Linked DNA regions of Homo sapiens: region 2 is linked to region 1. Evidence: chromatin contacts called from ENCODE Hi-C or POLR2A ChIA-PET data. All regions are on one chromosome and are shown on one strand. The core of a region is the stretch at or near the end of the contact, and the rest is flanking DNA. Distances in the headings are between cores, read along the strand shown. Region 1 overlaps ITGB2 (integrin subunit beta 2). Region 2 holds the start of LINC00316 (long intergenic non-protein coding RNA 316).

Region 1 (3,578 bases), core at 671-3,170:
GGATCAGCCGTGGGCCGAGAGGCAACCACTGGTCACAAGGGGCTTGTCCTCGCTGGCCGTAGTGCGACGCTCTTGCAGCCTGACGTTGTAGGCTCTGGGGGCCGCAAAGGACTTTAGAGATACAAGACTCAGGTCCTCCGCCGGGAGCCACAGACGGGAGGGACGGCCCTCGGGTCCCGGAACTCGGGTAGGGAGAGCCGCACCTGACACTCATGGCCTCTACCGAAACTGAGTGTCCCTCAGTGCGAAAGCAGGTCCACCGTGTGGGGAAGGCTGGGATTCTGCCCCCGTGGACATCCCCAGTCCCACGGTGAGACGCCTCAAATGCTGCTCATGCCTGGACTCTGAAAGCCCGAGTCTATGCACACATTGCCCAGAGGGCGTGGCAGCTCTCTGCCCTGCACTCCTGCGTGGCAGCCTCTGCCTCTCCAGCCTTCCCCAGAGAGGGTTCGAAGCACGGGCAGGGCTGACGCTGAGCGGGGCAGACAGGGGCGGGTACCTGGAAGCCTTGTCCTGGACTCGGGGCCAACTGAGCAGGACCTCCTCTCTCCAGGACTACCCATCGGTGGGCCAGCTGGCGCACAAGCTGGCTGAAAACAACATCCAGCCCATCTTCGCGGTGACCAGTAGGATGGTGAAGACCTACGAGGTGAGTGCTGTTGGGTCCCGAGCATCCATTGGGTGGGGGCATGTTTCAGCCACAGGCCAGACCCAGCGCCACTGCAGGTCTGAGCGCCACCTCTGCATGCTGGGCACGTGAGCAACCAGCCGGCCCAGGTCCTGGATCCCCCTAGGTGAGGAGCCCGAGGCTTCCCGTCGGGGACAGGACGCCTGCGTGTCGATAGGAGGAGGAATTCCTCCCCGTCCCTGAAACTCAGCTGTGTTAACAGCATGTCTTGGCATTGGTGATATTTCTGTTTTTTCCTGGAATACAACACAATTCTTTATTTTATGGAAACACACTTATTTTATGCTCACATACATTTGAACATCAACACTCTCCGTGAAGATAAAATTACACAAAAACGTTCACAAGCTTGGAGTGCGGAGTGGGATGAATTTCACGAAGGAAGCACAGCTGATAACCAGCCTCTGCTCCTAGAAAAAGAGGCCCCCAGTGAAACACGTTCATCCTGCATTTCCGCTGCTAGTGCCATGTGTTCAGCCTGAGCAGGTCAGTGCGTCAAGACGCTCAGGTGCTGTTGGGGTTCCCAAGACCTTTCTCAGGATCAGTGATTTGCCGGAAGGACTTGCAGAGCTCAGGAACCAGTAAACTCACAGTTACAGTTTATTGCAGAGCCGACCCTCCTGGGTGCCAGCCGCTGCCCGAGGTGGGAGGATACAGACAAAAGTCAGCAAAGGTCAAAGGTGCACAGGAGAGAAACCAGGCACCAGCTCCCAGTGTCCCCTCCCTGCAGGGGTGTGGGCGGCGCTCCATCCTCCCAGCGATGATGTGTGGCCTCATGCACAGAACATGGTCCCCAAGGAGGCTCTTGAGCCTCGGTGTCTACTGGGGGTCAGTCACAGCGGCGCGGCTGACACCCCATGGCTGACCTCAGTCTCTAGCCCTCCAGAGGTCAAGCTGAAAACTGTCCAGGGCCCCACCCCAAATCACACTGTGGGACTATCCGGTGTGACCTGAGGCCCCAGGAACAATGACACCCCCATCGGGTAGGATGTACCAAGGGCTCAGAGGCTACCTCTCAGGAGCTCAGCCGGGGTCTACCACTCTTTGGCATGTGTGGGGTGTGGCCAGCCAGGCCTGCTGGGTGGAGCCCTGACTGTGTAACAGGGATTCGCTAGAAGGAAGGAAACACTGCACGCCCTCCTGAAAGGAGCCTCCGCCCATAGCAGCCTGCACAGTGTGTGGCCCTGAGGCCACAGGGACAGAAGGACTGAGCTGGAGGAAGGAGGTGGTTGTCATTGTACTTTACACAGCCACGTGCCCCGTTCTTCAGGGTGGAGCTGGAGGAACGAGATAGTTGTCATTGTACTTTACACAGCCACGTGCCCCGTTCTTCAGGGTGGACAGGGCCCTGGGTGGCTCACCTCACACCCAGCTCTGTTACTTACCACAGGACGCCCCAGGCCCTTCCTTACCCCGAGCCCTCAGTTTCCTCATCTGTGAAAGGGGTAGTGGTGCCCGGCGGGCAGTGCGTCGTGGGTACTGAGCTCACCCACTCAGGGAATTCACAGAGCAGCCGCCCTAAAGGGCCCGATTATCCTCATCCGGACAGTGACCGACCTGCTGGCCATTCCAGGGCCATCACCGCCATCTTCTTCAAAATGGCACGCAGGAAACCAGGGCCCCCTCTTCCCCCTGCCTGGGGCTCTGCCCAGCTGGGCAGCCTCACAGCCCCTGCCCTGCTGCTTAGGCTGAGGAGACATACTCGGGGTTTGGGGAAGGAAAGTGCCCGGGAGGGCCGCTGCTTTTGTAAAGTGAACATTTGCTGAACTACAGGGATCCATTGTCAGGCCCGTATCCCAGCTACAAGCTCAACCTCGTGGTGTGTTGGGGCCGACAGCGAGACCAGCGGTTCCTGCCATAGGTTCCCCGGGCTCTGGAGTGGGAGCAGGACCCTGCGGGAGACACGGGATGGGGGCAGGTGTCTGGGGGACCCTCCGAGTGGGCACCCAGAGCTGGTCAGGCTGCCGGGACAGTGGGTCAGCGCAGGGCAGGGCTGGGGCCGGACATCCACAGAGACCACCTGCTGGTCAGGATGTCACAGCCCTGTGTCCCATCTGTAGGTGGCCATGACGGTCCCCTCCTCACCAGCAGTAGCAGGTCCCAATCCTTTGCCATTTGTCATGGCAGCCAGACTCCAGGCGATGGTGTGGCACCAGGGCCAGGCACTGGAGGCAGGTAGAGTGCACCCCATGCCTACTGCTGAGCCTTGGGGCACACAAGCCTTCCTCAGCCTTTCCTGGTCACCTTCGGGGGTGGTCAAGGCAACAGGCAGCGAGTGTGGACACACGTGCCACGCCCCCTCCGAGTGTGTTTCTGCACCAAGCGCACAGCAGGCTCAGCAGGACAGGATGTGGGAGGGCCCAGCTCTCCCAAGACAGGGATGGCCCCAGACTGGGACGGATGGAAGTGGGCGGTGGGCGGAGGGCGCAGAGGAGGGTGGTGGCCAGGCTGTGACCGGCCCCAGGAGCTCCATGGAAGGGACTGGGCCCATGCAGGGCAGTCATGGGAGGGTTTGGGCGGGGAGGTGACCCGACCATCTGCTCCGTGTTCCTGGAAGGTGAAATGATGCCGCAATCTTCCATGAAAGAAGCTGAGCATGTGTGAGCATGGGGGAGGCTGGCTGCGCCCCTGTGCATCTGGCCGGCCAGAACCGATGTCACCGGGCTGTTTAACACCCATGGAAACTCAGTAGAGTGCCAAGAGCCGATGGCTTCCTGGTGATTTTACTGTGATCCACCCTCGTGGGGCTACTTCCGCCTACCATCTGTGTGGTGGTAGGAATTCCCTACCTGTGTGGTGGAAATTCTGGCCAACACTGGCCACCATGCACGTCCTCCCAACCCAGTGATATTGCGAGCTTGAAATCCACCAGGCAGGATCACTCACACCA
Region 2 (3,578 bases), core at 743-3,242, 440 kb before region 1:
AGTCTCACGCTGTCACCCAGGCTGGTGTGCAGTGGCATGATCTCGGCTCACCGCAACCTCCACCTCCCGGGTTCAAGCGATTCTCCTGCCTCAGCCTCCCGAGTAGCTGTGACTAAAGGTGCGTCCCACCATGCCCAGCTAATTTTTGTATTTTTAGTAGAGACAGGGTTTCTACTAAACCAGGTCAGGCTGGTCTCCAACTTCTGATATCATGATCTGCCCGCCTCAGCCTCCCAAAGTGCTGGGATTACAGGCGTGAGGCACCGTACCCAGCCAGATAGACCTTTATGTTAACAGCTACACATCGTCCCATGGCCTGGATAAGCCGACGTCTATTGGTTAATGTGGTTGCTGTTGCCCAGCTTTGCTCTGCAGATCAACATTTGGTGTCCTTGCACACACACGTGCCTGCCAGCCTTCCCCACCTTGGCCTATGCGAGCGCCCACTTCCGAGCTCCCTGTTTCACTCGCTTGCTTGGTTTTTTTTTGGTTCTGCACCCCCTCCGCACCCCCAAATGAAACCCCATCCGGACAGGGACCCTGTCTTGCTCACCCGTGGATCCTGGGCACAGCAGGGGAGATGCTCCCCTGTGATTTCTTCCAGACGTGTTTGTTTCAGCCTCCGTGTTTGCATTTGCAGACTGCATATGGGGGAACGTGGGGCCCCGGCTTCCTGCGTTCCGTATGCATCTGCAACTGAGCTGGTACCACGAGTAAAGAGGTTCCCCGTGCCCCTGGTCTGCAATCCTGAATCTGTTGTGGATCAAGTGTCCCGTGTGCGTGTTTCTGGACCTTCCATCCCACTTCACTGACCACTGTGTGGCCTGGTCTGGACCTTCCATCCCACTTCACTGACCGCTGTGTGGCCTGGTCTGGACCTTCCATCCCACTTCACTGACGCTGTGTGGCCTGGTCTGGACCTTCCATCCCACTTCACTGACCACTGTGTGGCCTGGTCTGGACCTTCCATCCCACTTCACTGACCGCTGTGTGGCCTGGTCTGGACTCCTATAGCTTTGTGGTGGGCACTGGCACCTGGGGGCCGAGTCCCTCGCTTTGGTCGTCCTCAAGGTCGTCTTGCTGTTCTTGCCCCGTCCATTCCCACGTAAACTTTAGCTTGGCAACCCCCTACCCGCAACACACACACACTCACACACTTTGGCCTGGATTTTAATGGTGATTACATGGAATTTATAGATCAATTGTTGTGTTTGTTAACTTGTTTTTAACTTGCTTTTAATCCATAAATATATCATATCCCTTCCTTTATTTAAATCTTTTTTTTTTTTCTTTTTTTTCTGTCACTCAGGCTGGAGTGCTGTGGTGAGATCTCCGCTCACTGCAACCTCCACCTCCCAGGTTCAGGCGATTCTCCTGCCTCAGCCACCTAAGTACCTGGGATTACAGGCGCACACCTCCACATCTGGCTAATTTTTGTATTTTTAGTAGAGATGGGGTTTCACCATGTTGGCCAGGCTGGTCGCGAACTCCTGACCTCAGGTGATCTGCTCTCCTAGGACTCCTAAAGTGTTGGGATTACAGGCGTGAGCCCCCATGCCTGGGCTATTTAAATCTTCTTTAATGTACCTTAGTCAATGTTTTGCTGTTTTTGGAATATTTTACTGAACAGTTACTAGGTAATTGATGGGTTTTGATACTACCAAAATGGTATCATTTAAAAATTCTCATTTTCTAATTATTAGTTGCTGGTCTGTATAAAGATAATTAATTTTTGTATATTTAGCTTGTATCCAGTGTTGTTGCTAAATTTACTTTTTAAAAATAACAGCTTTATTAAAATATAATTCACATACCATACAGTTCACCTGTTTGCAGTATAGAGTTCAGTGCTTGTTAGTATATTCACAGAATTGCACAACCATCATCGCAATCAATTTTGGAATATTTTTATCACCCTCCCCCACAAAAAGTACAACAAGCAAAAACCTGTACCAACACTAAATTCATTTTTCATCCTAACACTCACCTAGAGATTATTTTGGATTTTCTACAAACACAATGCACTTCCTGCCGTGCTTGTGTTGGGAAATCTGCCAGAACCCACAGGAGGGAAAGTCTAATGAAAGCACGCGCCTGCTGGAAAACGAACCGGGCTTTTGAAAAGAGAGGGGCTGCGTTTGTGCTGACACGAGCAAGGTACAGAGAGATCTAAATGCATGGTATAGTGCGTGTGTGTGTTGTCCAGAATGGCTAATTCAAATGTTCATTCTAACCTTAGACGTGGATTGAGAATTAGGCAGATGTACACAGAAATGAATTAGGACACTCAGGCTACTTGGGAATTTTGAGTGATTCCAGTACAAGCTCCTGAGGGCCTCATCAGCAAAGGCATTTCTGAATGCATCCTCTTCTCCTCCCCAAAGAAGAAGATTAAATGTGCCAGGTCTGTAGGGAAGGTCAGCAGGGGTGCTTGTGACCAAGCCTGCGTCCCCTCACCTGTACTGCTGGCAGGCCGGGCCCCCAGGCAAATCCTAGCGTCCGACTGGATCAACTGAGCAGAACAACCCTGAATTAGGCTTCTGCCCCGAGCTGGGGGGAGCCAGCCACAGAGACCCCGGGTGGGAAAGCTGGACCAGGCACGAGCCTCCTTCTGTGGGGGGCTCAGTGGTGGCTGCAGGGGTCATTCCCAGGGGTCGGAGGCATCCACCCCAGGCAGGAGCTGCCTCCAGGTGACTTGAGCAATGAAGAGAAAAAATTCTTTCTGTGTCAAAATATGTTTCTGTGTTAGCCTAAGGTAAACTGAGAGAAAGAATCCCAGTTTAAGAGAATGTCTGCATAAGTAAGGTTCACAAGTGTATCTCAGAGCTTGTGATTCTCTGGGGAAAATGTCATAACAATGTAGGAATCCTCGTTTAGACAAGTTTGCCCATTTTATAACTTTGGTACACATACTACTATAAAATTTCAAGTTTTAACACTGAAAATTAAATTTCCGAGGGTGGCAGGTGAACAATTTCCTCTGAGGAGAGGGAAGAGCCACACTCGATAATTTCTTTTCTGCCTTTCTCTCCTTTTCCCTGTCCTGGGACTTCCAGAAACTGCGGGAGGTGGGGCCAGAAGAGAACAAGGATCTGAAAAATGCTCTCACTCTAACTCCCGCGTGGCATGTGTGAGCCAGTCTTAGCTTTGGTTTGCACTTTCTGAAAAGAAGGAATGATGTCGAAACCTTAGTTTGAGAGATGATGGATTCCTGGGTGGAAATGAGCAAACGGAGGGATGGATGGATGATGGACGGATGCATAAATAGATGGATGGATGGATAAATAGATGGATGGATGGATGGATGGATGGATGGATGGATGGATGGATAGATGGATGGGTGGATGGATGGATGGATGGGTGGGTGGATGGATGGACGGGTGGGTGGATGGATGGATGGATGGACGAGTGGGTGGATGGATGGATGGACGGGTGGATGGGTGGATGGATGGATGGATGGATGGGTGGATGGATGGACGGGTGGGTGGATGGATGGATGGATGGATGGATGGATGGATGGATGGATGGATGGATGGATGGGTGGGTGGGTGGATGGATGGATGGATGGATGGATGGAT

What was found. Hi-C counts contacts between places; a loop is a spot of excess contacts on that map. ChIA-PET counts read pairs that join two places held with the same protein, here RNA polymerase II (POLR2A). Pooled maps may share reads with other maps.
Region 2: a loop to region 1 is called in a pooled map of posterior vena cava, with 6 times the contacts of the local background. The contact joins the promoter of LINC00316 here to the enhancer-like site in region 1. A Hi-C loop is called at or near these places in 1 of 50 pooled maps. POLR2A ChIA-PET finds 5 or more read pairs at or near these places in 2 of 52 experiments (GM12878 and H1).

What each region holds. Positions count from the first base shown.
Region 1 is chr21:44,896,138-44,899,715 of GRCh38, reverse strand. It overlaps ITGB2 (integrin subunit beta 2), which reads left to right. Exons shown (of 16, transcript NM_000211.5): 8 at 554-649. Among named protein-coding and RNA genes, the nearest start is that of ITGB2, 23 kb to the left of the region's middle. RefSeq lists an enhancer at 1,683-2,298. Within about 2 kb of position 1,920, at least 2 of the 41 ENCODE cell types and tissues checked have a DNase peak (open chromatin) inside an H3K27ac peak, as active enhancers do.
Region 2 is chr21:45,340,404-45,343,981 of GRCh38, reverse strand. LINC00316 (long intergenic non-protein coding RNA 316) reads left to right here and starts at 1,992. Exons shown (of 2, transcript NR_103811.1): 1 at 1,992-2,157.